Linked DNA regions of Homo sapiens: region 1 is linked to region 2. Evidence: chromatin contacts called from ENCODE Hi-C or POLR2A ChIA-PET data. All regions are on one chromosome and are shown on one strand. The core of a region is the stretch at or near the end of the contact, and the rest is flanking DNA. Distances in the headings are between cores, read along the strand shown. Region 1 overlaps PTAFR (platelet activating factor receptor). Region 2 overlaps RPA2 (replication protein A2).

What was found. Hi-C counts contacts between places; a loop is a spot of excess contacts on that map. ChIA-PET counts read pairs that join two places held with the same protein, here RNA polymerase II (POLR2A). Pooled maps may share reads with other maps.
Region 1: a pooled map shows a loop between it and region 2 (4-fold over the local background). The contact joins two enhancer-like sites. A Hi-C loop is called at or near these places in 3 of 37 single-sample maps with no recorded cell type and 4 of 50 pooled maps. POLR2A ChIA-PET finds 5 or more read pairs at or near these places in 1 of 52 experiments (WTC11).

Annotation. Positions count from the first base shown.
Region 1 is chr1:28,167,240-28,172,279 of GRCh38, reverse strand. All of the region lies in intron 1 of PTAFR (platelet activating factor receptor), which reads left to right. Among named protein-coding and RNA genes, the nearest start is that of PTAFR, 6.9 kb to the left of the region's middle. RefSeq lists enhancers at 746-795, 806-875, 916-1,025, 1,066-1,115. Within about 2 kb of position 2,864, at least 4 of the 41 ENCODE cell types and tissues checked have a DNase peak (open chromatin) inside an H3K27ac peak, as active enhancers do.
Region 2 is chr1:27,888,949-27,892,905 of GRCh38, reverse strand. RPA2 (replication protein A2) reads left to right here. Exons shown (of 9, transcript NM_002946.5): 9 at 659-1,382. The coding sequence ends at 743. Among named protein-coding and RNA genes, the nearest start is that of THEMIS2, 18 kb to the right of the region's middle. RefSeq lists a silencer at 2,072-2,141. Within about 2 kb of position 1,250, at least 9 of the 41 ENCODE cell types and tissues checked have a DNase peak (open chromatin) inside an H3K27ac peak, as active enhancers do.

The DNA.
Region 1 (5,040 bases), core at 1,615-4,114, 280 kb before region 2:
CTTTGGGATGTTGAGGTGGGTGGATCACCTGAGATCAGGAGTTTGAGACCAGCCTGGCCAGCATGGTGAAAACCTGTCTCTACTAAAAATATAAAAATTAGCCAGGCATGGTGGCATGCGCTTGTAATCCCAGCTACTTGGAAGGCTGACACATGAGGATCGCTTGAACCTGGGAGGCGGAGGTTGCAGTAAGCTGAGATTGCATCATTGCACTCCAGCCTAGGTGATAGACTGAGATTCAGTCTCAACCCCCCACCCCCGCAACACACACACAAAAACCAGAGGCATAACAGAGGCATGATGTGCCCAGTGCTGGGGCAGCCCAGAGGAGATGGTTCCTCCCTCCCTCTTCCTGGCCCTGTCCTGGAAGCAAAATTGGATAGGGTAACTCACAAACAGATACCACCTGGGTATCTGGGAGCCAGGAGGAGAGACCCAGGCCAGACTTGGGGTTTCCTAGGCCAACTGAGCAGAGGCTGAGTCTCCTCAATGTAATATACATATCTGGGGCCAGGATGAGGTCCCCAATGAGAAGGAACACTGGGTAACTCTGACTGGTACCCAGATCATCCTCATCCCTCGTGCCCTAGACCCTGTCCGTAACCTCTCCCAGACATGGTGCTTCATTCATCAGCCAATAAATGTGCATGGTCCCTTGCGCTGGGAATTGTAGGGAGCCTGGCACAGAATTCCCCAGAGGTCAGGATTTCTCCTCCCTTAATTCGTCGCTCAAATCCTTCTGCATCTTGGAGAAATGGTATTGAAACCACTCTGTGAGAGGTAACATTAGAGGGTGTGGTCGGCACGGCCAGGTCAGGGCACAAATATCAAGCAACAGGGCATGTCAGAACAGGAAGTAACTCATGTATTGAGTACCTTCTATATGCCTAGCACTGTAGAGGTTGTCTGTCTTCAACATCAGGGCTATCCTGTGAGGTCAAGTTTTTTTTTTTTTTTGAGATGGAGTCTCGGTCTGTCACCCAGGCTGGAGTGCAGTGGCACAATCTCAGTTCACTGAAACTTCCCCCTCCCGGGTTCAAGTGGTTCTTCTGCCTCAGCCTCCCATGTAGCTGGGATTACAGATGTGCGCCACCACACCCAGCTAATTTTTGTATTTTTAGTAGATATGGGGTTTCGTCATGTTGGCCAGGCCAGTCTTGAACTCCTGACCTCAGGTGATCTGCCTGCCTCGGCCTCCCAGAGTGCTGGGATTACAGGTGTGAGCCACCCCACCCAGCCTAATTTGTATTAATTATTTATTTATTATTTTTATTTATTTTTTGAGATGGAGTCTCGCTGTTGCCCAGGCTGGAGTGCAGTGGCACAATCTTGGCTCACTGCAGACTCTGCACCCCGGGTTCACGCCATTCTCCTGCCTCAGCCTCCCGAATAGCTGGGACTACAGGCGCCCACCACCTTGCCCAGCTAATTTTTTGTATTTTTAGTAGAGACAGGGTTTTACCGTGTTAGCCAGGATGGTCTCGATCTCCTGATCTTGTGATCCGCCCGCCTTGGCCTCCCAAAGTGCTGGGATTACAGGCGTGAGCCACCGCGCCGGGCCCTTATTTTTATTTTTAAGAGATAGGGTCTTGCTCTGTTGCCCAGGCTGGAGTGCAGTGGTATGATCATAGCTTACTGTAATGGACCCAAGTGATCCTGCAGCCTCAGCCTCCATAGTAGCTAGGACTGCAGGCATGTGCCACCATGCCTGGCTAATTTTTTTTTTAATTTTTAATTTTGTAGAGACAAAATTTGGTTATGTTGCTCAGGCTGGTCTTAAACTCCTGACCTCAAGCAATTCTCTTACCTCAGCCTCTCAAAGTGCTGGCATTATAGATGTGGGCCACCTTTCCAGCCTCAATGTTGATGCTATTCCCATTTTATAGATGAGGAAAGTGGGACTGGCCCCAGCGAATCTAAGAGCTGGGAGTGGCTAGAGCTGGGGTGTGAGAGTTTGGAAGCGAAGAGTGAGGGACACTGTGACTGTGTGTGTACAGAGGCTCACCTGTCTATTTAGTCAGTATTTCTCATGTGTTTGCTATGTAGGAGGCCCTGTGATGGGTATTGGTGATATGCCAGAAGCCTTGGCCCTTGGGAATTCCCAGTCCAAAAGGAGAGAGAAATCAACAGCTATGATAATGCAATGTGATAGATTGTTATGGGAACTTGAGGTGGAATTTCCAACTCTGTCTGGGGTAGGGAAGTAAGAGTAACAATAGCCAACATTCAATGAGCTCTCACTGTAGACCAGACCAGGCATCTTCTTTTTTTTTTTTTTTTGAGATGGAGTCTCGCTCTGTCGCCCAGACTCCAGTGCAATGGCGTCATCTTGGCTCACTGCAATCTCTGCCTCCTGGGTTCAAGTGATTCCCCTGCCTCGGCCTCCCGAGTAGCTGGGATTACAGGCATGCACCACCATGCCTGGTTAATTTTTGTATTTTTAGTAGAGATAGGGTTTCACCATGTTGGCTAGGCTGGTCTCGAACTCCTTACCTCAAGTGATCTGCCCGCCTTGGCCTCCCAAAGTGCTGGGATTACAGGTATGAGCCACTGCGCCCAGCCCTGATAAGGACTTTATACACATTATTTCATTGACTCTTCACACCACTCTGGAGAGGTATGTGCCTGGGTATTATCAGCTCCATTTTCAGTGAGGGACCTGAGAATCAGAGGGAGGACATGCTTGGCTGTGGTTCTGTGGTAGGAAGTGAGAGAGGTAAGATCTGAACCCAGGTTTGTCTGACTACAGAGTCTGACTCCAGAGTCTGTGCTCTTAACCACTGTTCTCTAAATACTGTACATCCTTTATTTCGCTTGATGAAAGAGATGTGGTTTACAAATGAGGCCCGAAGGCGGCAAGCAGTTTTACCAAAGGTTGCATAGCTTTTAAGTCATAAACTGAGTCATATGACTCTAACTTAAAAATACACAATGTACTTTCAAATTTGTCGTCTCTTAGGCCCATTGATTTTTTTTTTTTTTTTACTGTGGTGAAAACCGTAACATAAATTTACTCTCTTAGCATGCATTTTGAAAAATTTATTTTATAGAGACTGGGGTGTTGCTATGTTGTCCAGACTGGTCTCAAACTCCTGGGCTCAAGTGATCCACTCATTTTGGCCTCCCAAAGTGCTGGAATTACAGGCCACGTAATTCCAGCCATGTGCCTGGTCCCTGTTAACATTTTTAAAGTGTATAGTTCAGTCATGCTACCTATATTCACATTGTTGTATAATAGATCTCTAGAATGTTTTCTTTTCTTTTCTTTTCTTTTTTTAAATCCTGCGAGTGCCAATAGAATGTTTTCAACTTGGCTGGGCGCAGTGGCTCATGCTGGTAATCCCAGCACTTTGGGAGGTCAATGAGGGTGGATCGCTTGAGGTCAGGAGTTCGAGACTATCCTGGTCAACATGTTGAAACCCCGTCTCTACCAAAAATACAAAATTAGCTGGGTGTGGTGGTGCATGCCTGTAATCCCAGCTACTCGGGAGGCTGAGGCAGGAGAATCGCTTGAACCCAGGAGGCGGAGGTTGTGGTGAACCAATATCATGCCACAGCACTCCAGCCTGGGTGACAGAGTGAGACTTCATTTCAAACAAACAAACAAAAAAGAATGTTTTCATCTTGCATGACTGAAACTCTACATCTGTTGAACATCTCTCTATTTTCCCCTCCTCCCAGCCCCTGGCAACCACCGTTCTACTTTTGGTTCTATGCGTTTGATTACTTTAAATGTCTCATATAATAAGTGGAATCATATAGTATTTGTCTTCCTGTGAGCTGGCTTATTTCACTTAGCAGAAATGTCTTCAAGATTCATCCATGTTGTAACATGTGTCAGAATTTTCTTCCTTTGTAAGGCTGAGTAATATTCCATTGTATGTATATACCACATTTTGCTTATCCATTCATCTGTCCATGGACATGTTAGGTGTTTCCACGCTTGATGATTGTGAATAATGTTGCTATGAATATGAATGTGCAAATGTCTTTTCAAGATCCTGTTTTCTGCCGGGCGCGGTGGCTCACGCCTGTAATCCCAGCACTTTGGGTGGCCGAGGAGGGCGGATCACGAGGTCAGCAGATTGAGACCATCCTGGCTAACACGGTGAAACCCCTTCTCTACTAAAAATACAAAAAAAAAAAAAAAAAAATTAGCCGGGTGTGGTGGCGGGCACCTGTAGTCCCAGCTACTCGGGAGACTGAGGCGGGAGAATGGCGTGAACCCGGGAGGCGGAGCTTGCAGCGAGCCGAGATTGCGCCACTGCACTCCAGCCTGCGCTACAGAGCGAGACTCCATCTCAAAAAAAAAAAAAAAAAAAAAAAAAAGATCTGGTTTTCAGTTGGGCGTGGTGGTTCATCCCTGTAATCCCAGCACTTTGAGAGGCCAAGGTGGGCGGATCACTTGAGGTCAGGCGTTAGAGACCAGCTTGGCCAACATGGCGAAACCTCGTCTCTACTAAACGTACAAAAATTAGCCGGGCGAGGTGGCGGGTGCCTGTAGTCCCAGCTACTAGGGAGGCTGAGAACCGCTTGAACGCGGGAGGCGGAGGTTGCAGTGAACCAAGATCGTGCCACTGCACTCCAGCCTGGGCGACAGAGTAAGGCTCCATCTCAAAAAAAAAAAAAAAAAAAAAAAAAAAAAATCCCGTTTTCAGTTCTTTTGAATATATAGTATACCCAGAGCGGAACTGTTGGGTCATATAATCATTCTAATTTTAGTTTTTTGAGGAGCTTCTATACTCTTTTCCATAGTGGCTGCACCGTTTTGGAATCCCACGAACACTATGCGAAAGTTCCAATTTCTCACATCCTTGCTGACACATTTCTGTTTTACTGATAGTGGCCATTCCAGTGGGTTTGAGGTGATATTGCATTATGGTTTCAATTTGCATTTCTCTGATGATCAGTGATATTGAGCCATCTTTTCACATGTTTATGGTCATTGGTATATCGTCTTTGGAGAAATGTCTATTCAGGTTCTTTGCCCATTTTTTAAATTGAATTTTTTGTTATTGTTGTTACTGAGTTGTAGGAGTT
Region 2 (3,957 bases), core at 1-2,500:
GTTACTATAAATCAATTGACCTGCCAGGCCTAGATAGATAAGAAATGCTCAGGGCTGATTCCATTTCCTGTCCTGTAAAATTAGGATAATAATTCCTATCTCAGAGTTGCGTGCTGATGAGGTAGAGAACTGCTGTTACTTAGGTGCTCTGTAGATTGTGGCTATTAAATACGTTACTGACACTAACCCTGAGGACCTTGAAGGGTTTGAAGGTTTCAGAGTGTTTCCTTTGCTTCCCACAACTTTACTTCCCTGAGAGGGACCAACGGGGTTTCAGTGTGTGGCTGGAAAAGGGGGACTTTTAAAGACAGTGGTTTCTACTAGGAGATTTTGTGTGCAAGTGTGACTACAGCTTTAGATCCTTGTTTTCCTGCTTAGACTGTATTTAAGTGAGGCCCTGTTGTCTTTCCTTTGCACAATTTGGGAGAGGGATCCAAGACAGCCCTAATAGCCATTGTCTCCATGAATAAGCTCTGTTTTGCTATTTTACTGGCATTTCTCCCTGTGAGAGCTTTCTATGTGCAGAATACTTGTGAATTCTTAGCTAAGGTAGAAAGTTGGGAGATAAGCGAAGTTTGCATATTTGGCCATATCCAAAAGGCAGTTTCCTTCTGAATTGGCCTGAAAATGACCTTTTTTTTTTCTTCTTTCTTTCTAGGCAAGCTGTGGATTTTCTGAGCAATGAGGGGCACATCTATTCTACTGTGGATGATGACCATTTTAAATCCACAGATGCAGAATAACTGGATCTAACTGGGTACCTGAGATATTTTACAGCTGGACCTAGTTTCACAATCTGTTGTCTCCAGCTCTGCATATGTCTGGCCAGGGGGCTTCTAGGAAGTAGGTTTCATCTATCAAATGTCTCCTCTGACTTCCTTTTGAAACTTACTGCTCTTCTGTTTTATTTTGTTTTGTTTGAAGCTCAGAGGGAGATGGGCAATTGACAGGGATGCAATCCAGGGTGGGATTTCTTGAGGAAGTTACAAATAAGCTTGTTACAACATCAAGATAGATGGAATTGGAAGGATGCTACCAGGAGAGTACTTACATAGTGCTCAGGAGTTTCTCTTCTTAAAATGTTTACTGCTGAAAGATGAGCAGGACCAGGGCGTTATAGGCAGAGCCCTAGCCGAGAAACCTGCTGGCCTCTGCCTGTTTTCATTTCCCACTTTGGTTGTGTGGCATTACTTTCAGAATTGCACTTTCCTGCTTGTCATGACTTTTTGACACACTTGCCATGACGTGTGTTTCTGTGAACATGAAGTTCTGCGGTAGTGCCTCCAGGGGCAGAGGAAAAGAAGAAGTGTTACTGCATTTTGTACAAAATAAATACAGTCATATGTTTAATAAAACAGTTCTATTGTAGTAACTTGTAAAAATTCTCGTTTTTCTTTCTGAGCAGTGTAATGACCACTTTATCATCTGAGGCAGTGTAACATAGTGAAACTTGGATTTGAATTCTGGCTTTCCCACTTTTTAGTTAGAATCTTGAGCAGGCTATGTCAGCTCTGAGAACCTCCATTTCCTCATTTACAAAAAGAAAACGTTATTTCCCCTGGGTTTGTTGTGAAGATTGAAAAAAACATAGTCTGTAAAGCGTCTAAATCTAGTATTGCCATTTAAAGGGATTATATAATGGACTTTAATGTTGACTCTTTGGCAGTGTGTGATCATGTAACTGAATCAAATAGCTACCCATTTGGCCTCAAGATGAGACTTTCCAAAAGCCTATGGTCATTTTTTGGCCAACTTGATTGGCTGTTTCTTACAGAAAAAGAAACTAGTTCAATGATGTTTTTGACAACTCCTGAAAGTAATCTACATCTTGAATAAAAGAACCAATTTTGAGATAAAGTTAGTGAGACGTAACATCCCAATAAGAATTCTCTGGCCGGGCGCGGTGGCTCACGCCTGTAATCCCAGCTCTTTGGGAGGCCGAGGCAGGCAGATCACAAGGTCAGGAGATCGAGATCATCCTGGCTAATTCGGTGAAACTCCATCTCTGCTAAAAATACAAAAAATTAGCCAGGCAAGGTGGTGGGCGCCTGTAGTCCCAGCTACTCAGGAGGCTGAGGCAGGAGAATGGTGTGAACCCGGGAGGCAGAGCTTGCAGTGAGCCGAGATTGCACAACTGCATTCCAGCCTGGGCAACAGAGCGAGACTCTGTCTCAAAAAAAAGAATTCTCTGCTTTAACTCTGTTTCTAAATGAGATCTAGCAGCTGTGTAGAGAAGGCTCCACCTACTTGGTTTCTAACAGTGGATGAATGTATGGTTGTTTTCTATACATGCAGAGTTGTTAACATCTGCGGAACTATGCAAATGTGTAAAACTCAGCCAGCATGTTCATTTGCAAGTGTGTTCCTTCTTGGTTATTTTCTCAAAGAACAATGACTAAAAACAAGTAAAATCGTGTATTTGAATTTGGAATATATGACGGGATACTTTTATGGTTGGTAAACTTCTCTTTCTAGTTATGAAGCTGGGTGCCCTCAAATGGGCAAAGCGGTAGCAGTACTTGTAGGTGGAAGTGGTTTTCTTTTTTCTTTATTTTTATTTTTATTTTTTTTTAGACAGAGCCTTGCTGTGTTGCCCAGGCTGGAGTGCAGTGGTGCAATCTCAGCTCACTGCAAGCTCCGCCTCCCATGTTCAAGTGATTCTCCTGCCTCAGTCTCCCGAGTAGCTGGGACTATAGGCGCATGCCACCATACCCAGCTAATTTTTGTATTTTTAGTAGAGACAGGGTTTCACCGTGTTAGCCAGGATGGTCTCGATCTCCTGACCTCATGATCCGCCCACCTTGGCCTCCCAAGGTGCTGGGATTATAGGCGTGAGCCTGACCGGTTTTTTTTTCTTTTGATAAAAATCAGATGACGACTTAGCAATTAACAACTGCTTGTTAATTTAGTGCTTATTGGATACCTGCTGTATCAACCCGTAGGTCAGGTACTAGGAATATAAAGCACAATAAGAGATTGGCGTCACGGGACAGGCTGGTTCAGCATTCCCAGCAGCACAGAATAGTTGCTCAGTGGTGCTGGATTCCCTGCCATCTTGCCATTTCCACAGTCTCATGGGGGTTGTGTGATTTCTGACCGCTGCTGGGACCTGTGGGATGAGCACAGGCAGGAGAGCCAGCCAGGCCACTTCTCAGAATGAAACTCCAGGCTTTGTAGAGCTTCTGCTCTGCTCAGGCAGGACAAACTTGCATCTTGGGCATTTGTGGTCCACCTGATAGGTCACATGTACAGTGTTCTCTTGGCCCATTGTTGAGATAGCCGTGTGACCCAGGTTCTTAGAAACCACCAGTGTCACGGCCTAGCAATGGGTCCAGCCTGCTCATAGGAGAATCCCTACATATACAGGTGGGAAATGAGGCTCCTTGGAGAATAGTACTACTTTATTGGGTTTAACTAGAGGAAGGCCACTAAGAATTAGTATCTGGTGTGGATTAATAGATTTGTTTTTAAAAATGCAGTTGGCGGAAGGGAAGTCCAACCCATTGATAAGTTTTTGAGCATCCATCTCCAGGTTATAGTCATTTGTTTAGCAATTATTTATGTCTACTACTGTATTGGTATGTTAAATATAATCATTCAAAGGTAGAAATGAGAAAGAATATTAAAAATCAATATGGGGCCAGGCACAGTGGCTCACACCTATAATCCCAGTACTTTGAGAGGCCAAAGTAGGAGGATCACTTGAGGCCAGGAGTTTGAGACCAGCCTGGGCAACATAACAAGACGTGCCATCTCTAAATAAATTAAAAAATGTGAAGGGATGTGCTAAAAATTACTTTCTGTCTCCCAGTGATCATCTTGTGTTTCCCTAGGGCTGTGTGCTCCCCACTTTGGAGACCACTGCCTAGGGGGAATCCCTAGTCCCATTATAACACCCCACCACCCTGTGGCTTATTCCAGGGGTAAAGAAAATAAATGCACTCTGAGGCTGGTATC